Linked DNA regions of Homo sapiens: region 1 is linked to region 2. Evidence: chromatin contacts called from ENCODE Hi-C data. All regions are on one chromosome and are shown on one strand. The core of a region is the stretch at or near the end of the contact, and the rest is flanking DNA. Distances in the headings are between cores, read along the strand shown.

The links. Hi-C counts contacts between places; a loop is a spot of excess contacts on that map. Pooled maps may share reads with other maps.
Region 1: a loop to region 2 is called in a map with no recorded cell type, with 20 times the contacts of the local background. The contact joins the promoter of SH3GL1 here to the promoter of TMEM259 in region 2. A Hi-C loop is called at or near these places in 1 of 168 maps with a recorded cell type or tissue (posterior vena cava), 1 of 37 single-sample maps with no recorded cell type and 2 of 50 pooled maps.

The regions. Positions count from the first base shown.
Region 1 is chr19:4,397,288-4,402,846 of GRCh38, reverse strand. SH3GL1 (SH3 domain containing GRB2 like 1, endophilin A2) reads left to right here and starts at 2,300. Exons shown (of 10, transcript NM_003025.4): 1 at 2,300-2,523. The coding sequence starts at 2,479. CHAF1A (chromatin assembly factor 1 subunit A) reads right to left here and starts at 207. Exons shown (of 15, transcript NM_005483.3): 1 at 33-207. The coding sequence starts at 84. RefSeq lists silencers at 1-239, 2,202-2,711, 2,772-2,821 and enhancers at 1-447, 2,110-2,939.
Region 2 is chr19:1,017,425-1,022,372 of GRCh38, reverse strand. TMEM259 (transmembrane protein 259) reads left to right here and starts at 1,250. Exons shown (of 11, transcript NM_001033026.2): 1 at 1,250-1,601. The coding sequence starts at 1,377. It overlaps RNU6-2 (RNA, U6 small nuclear 2), which reads right to left and starts at 851; the gene lies at 745-851. RefSeq lists silencers at 1,059-1,168, 1,329-1,398, 1,429-1,488, 3,747-3,966 and an enhancer at 2,764-3,363.

The DNA.
Region 1 (5,559 bases), core at 1,051-3,550, 3.4 Mb before region 2:
CCCCCTTCCCCTCGGCGCGGGCCCGAACCGACCTGTGGCGGCTCCCCTGGCGCCGGGCGCCCCGCACTCCAGCTCCTCCAGCATCGCCCCGGCGGCAGCTCGACCTCCTCTCAGGCGGCGGAGGCGCGGGCTCCCCTCAGGCGGCCGCTGCTCTTCGCCCTCCCGCCCGCGCCGCTGCTGCCGCCGCGGCCGCCGCGCTCGTATTTGGCGGGAACCGCGGCGACCCCCGCAGTCCGCGCGCCAATTGGGCGAGCCCGGGTCACGTGACGGCCCGCCTCGGGAATTGAGGGGCGCCGGGGGCATCCTCGCGAGATCCGTGACTTCCATTCCTCCCAGGGCTCGCCCATTGACATATCCGCGAGGGACTGGGCTTCCCCTCGGAGGCCTGTCATTGGCTGGGAGGAGCTGCCCTGCGATTGGAGGAAGGAGGTGTCAAGCTCATTGCTCTGCGCTGCGACTGGCTGATCGCGTGGGATAGTCCCTAAGAGGAGGGAGGCCCAGGCTCTTACGTCACCAGAACATTTTACGCAAGGCGCAGATGACAACTTGAAAGTGGGATTTAGATGAGGAACCTGGAGTTTTGAGTTTATCCTAATGGGACATCGGCTAAATATAGCAACAGCAATTAAAATTATAAATTGCTTTCTACAAGAACAATAAAACGAAGTCTGGGGAGCGCTTCGGAAGTATTTGACATTCAGTAAATAACATGTAGAATGAGTGAACGAAATGGACGAAATGGATCGTTTCTGGTTTAATCCTCAGGAAATTGGCACATGCTGTTTTCTCTGCCTAGAACAATCTTTTCGCAGCTCTTTTCCTGGCTAATTTATACTTTTCAGATCTTAGATCGTCACCCCAGGAAGCCTTTTCTTCCCCAACCCTGACAATATCAAGTGCCTACAACACTGTTCTTTTCCTTAAAGCAATTACAGCTGTGTCTATTTATTAGTTTGTTATTTGACTAATGAATTAATTTCTGCCTTTTGTCATTAGTTCTGGCGAGGGTAGGACTCATTCCTCACTGGAACCCCAGGACCTGTTAGTAACTGATCATATTTACCAGGTCAATAAATGTTTGAGTGAATGTATAAATATTTGATTGAACTGTGTAGATCAAGCAGATTAAAAGCCTCACACAAAACAGAGAACTTCAGTGTCAGCCTGTGAGTGTAGAAACAGGTTTTCTTTCTTTCTTTCTTCCTTCCTTCCTTCCTTCCTTCCTTCCTTCCTTCCTTTCTTTCTTTCTTTTTTCTTGAGACGGAGTCCCTAGTAGCTGGGACCACAGGCGCCCGCCACCACGTCCGGCTAATTTTTTCTATTTTTTAGTAGAGACAGGGTTTCACCGTGTTAGCCAGGATGGTCTCAATCTCCTGACCTCGTGATCCGCCCACCTAGGCCTCCCAAAGTGCTGGGATTACAGGCGTGAGCCACCGCCCCTGGCCCTGAATTGCATTCTAGAAGCATCTTTCTGGCTGCCATGACAAGGAAGAATTGGAGGGGAGGACTGGTGGAAAGTATGGTCAAGGCATGAAGACAGACCTAGATGTCTAGATGTGTCACGTGGGCAACTGAATGGATGAACACAGGACAGAGAGAGAGAGGAAGAGAGGTGGCCGGGCACGGTGGCTCATACCTGTGAGACCAGTACTTTGGGAGGCTGGATTTGGTGGGGGGGTTGGGGGTTGGATCACCTGAGGTCAGGAGTTCGAGACCAGCCTGGCCAACATGGCGAAACACTGTCTCTACTAAAAATACAAAAATTAGCCTAGCATGGTGGTGCGCGCCTGTAATCTCAGCTACTTGGGAGGCTGAGGCAGGAGAATCGCTTGAACCCGGGAGGCGGAGGTTGCAGTGAGCCGAGATCACGCCACTGCACTCCAGCCTGGGAGACAAAGCAAGACTCCGTCTCAAAAAAAAAATAAATAAATAAATAAAAATGGGAGGGGGCTGAACACTTAGACGAACTGGATTTAGCTAAGATGAGTAAACAGGAATCTGAAGAATCGTAAGCAGGGGCCCCTTCTACTTCCCAACCTCCCTGGCCAGGTTTAAACTAAGCGCGTTTTCCAAGACGTTAGGGTCACCTCCACGACTCCAGGGGGCGCTGCAACTGCTACGGCCCCTCTAGGCTCGCCCCGCTCAACTCACTGACAGAGGCGGCCTCTCCCGCGGTAGACAATGTGCACGTGCGCTCTTCAGCCGGCAGAGGGCGCGCGTGCGCAGACGGGGCCGGGGGCGCGCGCGGGGGCCGGGGGCGCGCGCGGGGGCCGGCACCGGAAGCGTGCGGTTGCCATGTAATATCCTGGCCGCGCGGGCGCGCGAGCGGCTGAGGCGGCGCCGGGGCGGGCGCGGAGCTGGCAAGCGGGTGGCGGAGGCGGCGCCGACGGGGACTGCTGAGGCGCGCAGAGGGTCGGCGGCGCCCGGGAGCCTGTCGCTGGCGCGGTCCGGGCGGGAGGCTCGGCGGCGGGCGGCAGCATGTCGGTGGCGGGGCTGAAGAAGCAGTTCTACAAGGCGAGCCAGGTGAGCGCAGGCCCAGGCGGGAGCCGAGTACCGGGCCCCGGGCTGCCCGGATGAGGGAGCCAGGCCCGACCTGGCCCGGGAGGGGGCCGGGGGGACCGAGGTGGGGACGTTGGCGCGTGTCCCCTGCCAGGTGGGAAGACCAAGGGACGGACGGGGGCGACGAGGTGGCCCAGGCCCTGCCCGCCATGCGGGCTCCAGAAGCGGGGACAGAGCCCCTGGGAGGAGGGGAGAGGCACCCTGGGCTGCCCAGGGACGCGGACCTCTCCCCTCCTTCTCTCCGCTGCAAAGGCGGGGTGCGGGGAGAGAAGGGGAAGAGAGGAGTCCCGAGGCTGTCGACACAGGACTCTTGCCAGATAACCCAGAGCCAGGGAAAAGTTGCGTCTAGAGCAGTTACGTTCAAAATCCTCTGGATGGGCAAGGTACAAAGTTGAAAAGGTAGAGGAAGAAGTCAGTTTCCCCTCTCTGCTCCTCGGGCAGCCAGCCCTTCTCCCCAGAGACAAGCGACTGTCATCGACTCCGTATGTCCCTTTCCTAAGATACGTGTGTGCCTTTCCTTTAAAAACACGTACCCTGTGATAGCATATGCCACAGAATCCTGTGTGCTGTGTTTTTCATTGCTTGGAGATCACACTGGAGCGGGATTTCTCCCCCTCCGTCGGCACTGTTGACATCTGGGGCTGGATTGTTCTCCGTGGTGGGGCCGTCCTGGGCACTGCGGGGTGCTGAGCAGCGCCCCTGGCCTCCACCCACTCCGGGCCAGGAGCACCCCCAAGTCGTGACAACCAAAAATATCTTGAGACATCACCGTGTGTCCCCTTAGAATCAGTCCTCCTTCCCTCCCTTCGTTCCTTCCTTCCTTCTTTCCTTCCTTCCTCCCTCCCTCCTTGCCTCTCTCCCTCCCTCCCTTCTCTTCTTTCCTTCCTCCCTTCCTTTCCTGTCCCCCAGGACTACTGCTCTAGACCATACTCCACACTTCTTGGATTTTTTTTTTTTTTTTTTTTTTTGAGAGGGAGTCATGCTCTGTCGCCCCAGCTGGAGGGCAGTGGTGCAATCTCGGCTCACTGCAAGCTCCGCCTCCTGTGTTCAAGCAATTCTCCTGCCTCAGCCTCCCCAGTAGCTGGGACTACAGGCATGCGCCACCACGCCCGGCTACTTTTTGTAATTTTAGCAGAGACAGGGTTTCTCCATGTGCCCCAGGGTGGTCTCGAACTCCTGGCCTCAAGTAATCCGCCTGCTTCGGCTTCCCAACATGCTGGGATTATCGACGTAAGCCACCTGCCTGGCCTACTTGGCTCTTTTTAATGGGTACATTGTATTTCATTCCATGACATATACCATAATTTATTTAACCAGTTGTCAGTTGATAGATATCTCTATTGTTTACCGGAATTTTCTGTTACCATTACTACAATAAATAGCCAGTGAATATCTTTGCTCACCAGTGGGATTAGTTTTATAGGATGAATTCCCAGAAGTAGAATGCTGCATCCCAGCCTAAGTGCATTTGATATGGACAGATAAAGGGTTTTTTTTGGAAACTCCAGGGCCCACTGCTCATGAATCTGGTGAAAGCTGTGGATCCACTCTCCAGAAAACTGGGCACATTTAAAATTTTCACTTTGCAATTTCGAATGCAAGAAGCCTCAAATTTGGCCGGGCGCGGTGGCTCATGCCTGGAATCCCAGCAGTTTGGGAGGCCGAGGCGGGCGGATCACTTGAAGCCAGGAGTTTGAGAGCAGCCTGGGCAACATGGCAAAACCCCATCTCTACTAACAATACAAAAATTTTGTATTTTTGCCTGTAACCCCAGCTACTAAGGAGGGTGAGACAGGAGAATCTCTTGAATCCGGCAGGCAGAGGTTGCAGTGAGCCGAGATTGCACCACTGCACTCCAGCCTGGGTGACAGAGCGAGACTCCGTCTTGAAAAAAAAAAAAAGACAAGAAGCCTCAGATTGTTGAATCCTATTGGTCCGTGTACTGCAGGGTGAGGTTGTGTGGAATTTGTGTAGATAGAGTCCACCGAGGAATGAGCAATGATCTTAGCAAATGCTTGGGCCAAGGTGGCAAACAGGGTTCTCTGCCCACAGTTCGGAGATGCCCAGTGGGAGCAAAGAGAAACGAGTCCCCAGTAACACCCAGCAGGTACCTTTGCCCCTGGAAAGAAAAAAGTAAGGACCCTGCCAGGTGCTGTGGCTCATGCCTGTAATCCCAGCACTTTGAAGGCTGAGGCAGGGGTTCCCTTGAGTTCAGGAGTTCAAGACCAGCCTGGGCGATATAGGGAGATCCCATCTCTACAAAATATGAAAAAGTTAGCCAGGTGTGGTGATGTGCACCTGCAGTCCCAGCTACTTGGGAGGCTGAGGCAGGAGGACCACTTGAGCCCAGCAGTTCAAGGCTGCAGTGAACTATGATCGTGCCACTGCACTTCAGCCTGGGCAGCAAAGTGAGACCCTGTCTCAAAAAATAAATAAAAAAAGTAACAACCCTAGTGGTTGTTTAGGGATATAGATACTTAGGGTCTATCTCTACACCCCAGATGATGGTTAAACCCTGGAGAAAGATTTAATCCAGACGAATTTTAGAGTTGTCACTGAGAACAGTCCCACCCCCTTGCCCCAGCACTTTGAAATCAGATGGCCTGGCCCTGGGTTAGACCTTGCCCAGCAGGCGTCAGACCTTCACCTGCTTGGTTAGAGCACCATAGAGTACTGCTCCCTAGCAGGAAAGATGTCCTCAGAGGTCTTGGAGGAATTCCTGGGCCACTTTGTTCCCTGCTATAGACAGGTCTCTGGAAGCCACCACCCCCACTCCCAGCGATCAGGGCCTGTGCCCATATTGTCCTGAGCTGACACCCTCTTTAGAGGAATGAACCAGGCCTCTTGTGCCGGCCACCAGGACTTTGTCTCTCTCAAGGGAAGCAGGATGACCTGCGTTCAGATCTGTGAATGGCGCCTTGAAGCCTGGAAAGGACAGTGTGGTGTTAGCTGGGCTTAGGATTGCCTATTTCCACATCCCGAGGCCTAGTCCCAAAGCAC
Region 2 (4,948 bases), core at 1-2,500:
AATAGCCGGGTGTGGTGGCGGAAGCCTGCAATCCCAGCTATTCAGGAGGCTGAGGCAGAGAATTGCTTGAACCCAAGAGGCGGAGGTTGCAGTGAGCCGAGATCACGCCACTGCACTCCAGCCTGGGCGACAGAGTGAGACTGCGTCTCAAAAAAAAAAAACAACACAAAACTTTTTTTTGGCGGGCTTGGTGGGTCACACCTGTAATCCCAGCACTTTGGGAGGCCTAGGCGGGCAAATCACCTAAAGTTAGGAGTTCGAGACCAGCCTGACCAACATGGAGAAACCGTCTCTACTAAAAATATAAAATTAGCCTGGAGTGGTGGCGCATGCCTGTAATCCCAGCTACTTGGGAGGCTGAGGCAGGAGAATGGCTTGAACCCGGGAGGCGGGGGTTGCAGAGAGCCGAGATCGCGCTTCTGCGCTCCAGCCTGGGCGACAGAGCGAGAATCCATCTCAAACAAACAACCAAAAAACCCAAAAACCATAGTATCCTCTTGTGTACGCAGCCGGCACTCAGTAAGTGCCCCTGAAGAGCACTTATTTATTCATTGCTGCGCGAAGCTACGGGGGCAGGTGGCACAGCGCCACGCAGGAGTAGAGACTGCCAGATTGTTCTACCGCCAACCTTAGTGGCGCCACAGGAGATGGACACGGGAAGACTATGACGTTACTGGCCCTGTGACGTCATGGCAGGATCCGGGCAAGAGAAGCCAAACGAGGTGACGAGCTGTAGACTACAGCAAAAATATGGAACGCTTCACGAATTTGCGTGTCATCCTTGCGCAGGGGCCATGCTAATCTTCTCTGTATCGTTCCAATTTTAGTATATGTGCTGCCGAAGCGAGCACGACTCAAGGGTTACTGTCACACCTATTTTAAGCCCTTCAATCAAATCATCTTTTGGTTAGGATAACTTATGGTCGGTTTCATATTTAGCATAATTTCCTACAGTGGTATGTTGCAGAACAACTTTCGTGCTTACGCTTACTTTGATGTCTTCGATCACGTAAAATCCCATATCTTATCGTAATTTTACCGCCTTATACTGGCCTCATAGCCGCGGTGGATTGTGGGTGCCAATATGCAAAAGAGGTGGCCCAGATGCAGGCCCGCCCCCTGGAGCGGCCGAGGTAGGGGGTGAGGCCTCCGCGGGCGCCGCTGGCATCCCAGCGTTCTCTGCGGGCGCAGGGGGGCCGCTCTTGCCCGGCGTGGCGACTCGCTAGCGTCAGCAGCGCCGCAGCCGGACGAGAAAGCGGAAGATGGCGGCGGCGGCCGGGAGGCCGTGAGGAGAGCGGCGGCTGCGAGGGCGGCCGATGGCGGCCGGGAGGCGCCCTCGGACACTTGCGGGTCGTTAGGGCGCGACGCTGGGAGGCATGTCGGAGCACGTGGAGCCCGCAGCTCCGGGGCCCGGGCCCAACGGCGGCGGCGGCGGCCCGGCCCCCGCGCGCGGGCCTCGCACCCCCAATCTCAACCCCAACCCCCTCATCAACGTGCGCGACCGGCTCTTCCACGCGCTGTTCTTCAAGATGGCTGTCACCTATTCGCGGCTCTTCCCGCCCGCCTTCCGCCGTCTCTTCGAGTTCTTCGTGCTGCTCAAGGTGACCGCGGCCCCGACCCCCGACCCTTGACCCCAGCGGCTGTCCCGACCCCCAAGTCTGCTACCTCCGACCGCGACCCCTGGCCCCGCTGGGGACAGCGAGCGCCACCCTGCACCCTGAGGCCTATACCCGGCCCTACCGATTAGGGCTCTCCCTCGCGACCTCTGACCCTGGGATTGGCCAGGGACACCGTCTCGTGACCCCATCCCGCCCGGGGACGTCCACCCGGGAAGGCCGGATCCCGCTGCACTAGAAGCCGCTGTTCTCTACTCTGGAAACCTCACTGTCAGCTCCCTCCAGGGCCCATCCTGTCCCCGGCGACCGCCTTTCCCAGGTCCCCACCTACCCAGGCTTGGAGTCCGGTCCTGGCCTGCGAGGTAGCACCTCCCGCCCTTTGACCCCTGACTGTGCCGCCTGAGACCCTCAGTTCCGAGGCCTCTCTCCCCTCCCAATGTGCTGGCCCAGAACCCAGCCTGACGCAGGTCTCCCTCGGACCAACCCCTGTCCTGGAAGTCGACTCCCCACTCCCCTCTCTCCCTCCTTGTAGCCTTTCAGCTGCGTTCCCCGCTCCTGAGCCTCAGGGGAATGTGACTTAGCTGAGGTCACCTCGCTAGGGTTAGCGGCAAAGTCACCGGCAGCAGCGTACCACCCCATCCCCGGCCTCTTCCTCCGCTGGGTCCCCACTCCCTTCCTGCTTCAGGAGCTCAGGTTGTGGGTCTGTCGCCCGTGCCTCCCCTATGAGGCACCGGCCTCCGCGTCTTGGGCTCTGTCCCCCTCCCGCCCTCCTCAGATGGCAGAGGTCTCAGCCGTGCAGGACAGGCATCGGCCTGACTCCCTCTGAGAAGGAGTCTTGCTTGGGTGACAAGAGGGGCTCAGTAGCAGCTGCAGCCCCTCAGAAAACAAGCTGGCCGGGGTCCTGGGCCACCTGGCGAAATGGGGACGTGGCCGTTTTCGTTCTGCATCAGAACACCGCCGCGCCGGGGCTTGGGGGCTGCTGAAGTTGCGCCGTGAGCTTTTTGGATCTAGCCTGCAAAGAGGGGTCCGATGCTGGCGGGCCAGGCTGCGATCGTGGGCAAGTTCCCAGCCTGACACAGGTTGGTCAGGAGCTGGCTGCTTTTTTGGGCTCGGCAAGTGGAGCTGGACCTTGGCCGTCCTGCGGACCTGGGTGTGGGTCCCAGCCTGCTGCCACTTCACGGAAGGCCCCCCAGCCTCCAGATCCGTGCCTCCCCAGGCCAGAGCTCAGCCCATCATCCTTCCCACCTTCCTCCCTGCAGCCCCCCAGAGTGGCATGGTCGCCTCAGTAGGCACCTGAGCAGGGCTGTGAAGGGTTACGCAGGCAGGCGGCCTTTCCCGGCTCTGGGGTCCACAGACGGGGCCTGAAACTGTGGACGGAGGCTGGTCTGTGGACGTGGGTTTTCCTTCCATGGAGTAGCCTGGGAACAGGATGGAGCCACTGTGTCCTTAGGCTTGTGGAGGGTGTGTGCTGGGTGCCAGGCCAGGTTCCCCCGACGGAGCTCAGCCTCCTTGGGAGGTGCATCCCTGTCGCCTGGGCCCTGGTCCCACCATGTCCCGGTTTGGAAAGGGATCAAGCCTACCCGGCTCCATCTCCAGGCCAATACCACTCACAGGTGGTCAGATGGGGCTGGGCCAGAGCTGGAGTTCCCCGTCTTCTGTGTAGGGTGGAGACTCTTGGGAGGTTCTCAGTAACCCCAATCCCTCCTCTCTCAGCAGAGGGCTTTGGACTGTGAGATCTCTGGGTGGTGAATTTTTTTTTTTTTTTTTTTGAGATGGAGTCTTGCTCTGTCACCCAGGCTGGAGTGCAGTGGTTTGATCTCGGCTCACTGCAAACTCCACCTCCTGGGTTCAAGCAATTCTTCTGCCTCAGCCTGCGGAGTAGCTAGGATTACCGGTGCCCACCATCACAACCGGCTAATTTTTTTGTCTTTTTAGTAGAGACTGGGTTTTGCCATGTTGGCTAGGCTGGTCTCAAACTGCTGATTTCAGGTGATCTGCCCGCCTCGGCCTCCCAAAAGGCTGGGATTACAGGCGTGAGCCACCATGCCTGGCCTGGGTGGGGAAATCTGTTCTTTGTGAATTTTCCACCCGGTAATCTGGTGGCACAGAATCTGACCCTGCTGCCTTCACTTTTACTTATCTGCAAAGTGCAGGCTGGAACTGCCTGATTTCAGAGGCTGCCTTGAGTTCCAGAAGGCTCCTCTGCTTCCTGCCTGCCTGGCTTCCGGGGGTCTCCCTGCAGAGAGCCAGGTCCTCCCTGGTATGATCCCTTCAAGGTGGCTTCATCCTGTGGCATCTGTGCAGCTGAGCTCCCAGCCCTGAGCTGGCATGGAGTCCCCCAGCTCTCACCCATGCCTGGGTGGCTTTAGGAAATGCCAGGATCTCCCAGCTCTGAGCCAGCATGGAGCCCCCCGGTCCCTCATCCATGCCTGGGTGGCTTTAGGAAATGCCAGGCAGTGCCAGGTGCTGGGGAGAGAGGAGGCGGCAGGGGCCTGTGTTCCAGGGGCCCTCGGGAGACCTCCATCCAGCCTCAGTATCCACCTCTGCTGGCCTTCATGGCCCTGAGCCCAGTGTGGCAGAGACTGTCCATCTTGGGGCACTGGGTGCCTGCACCTGTGCGGTTGGGCTCTGGACCCAGGTGACCACCAAGTGGATGCCCACAGGGTGAAGGGGTCTCGACTCAGCACCCCTGGACATGGGCAGGGGCCCGCGCCTAGCCACAGGGAGTAATGGGGCTCCTCTTGTGGGGTCGTGACGATTAAAGACGGGGTATGTGAGACCCCAGGGGCCCTGCTCTGAATGGGGGACCTGTCACATTGAGGCCACTGTGAGGCTGCAGTGGAAGGAGAGGCCCCGGTGGCCTGGAGGCAGGAAGCACCCCGGGTGGACAAAGGGGAGCCCCAGGTAGTGTTTCCTGGCTGGGGCTGAGGGCTCTGTGTCCCACCTGGGAGGAGAGTGTGGCTCCGCGGGCTTGTGTGTCCGTCGGTCTGTGGGTCAGTCAAATACCCAGAGAGCGGGCAGGCTGCTCCTGGCACTCCAGGTCTGTGGGGAGACAGGAAAGGAAAGGCCCACCCAGTGGCCGAGTGTTGGGGTGCCCTGAGAGCCTCGGCCAGAACATCCAGGAAGCTTCCTGGAGGAGGCGGTGAGCACGGCCCCAGGCTGGGGGAGGTGCTCCTGTGGGTGCAGCCGTGTGTGGGCTGACCCGGAGGAAGGAAGGGTCATAGGGGTGGGGTGACTCCTGTGCTGGGTGGGCAGGGCCTCCTGGAGGTGAGCCACAGCCAGTGGGATGGGGTGGGGTGTCCAGGCAGCTGGAGAGCGTGTGGGAAGGCCGT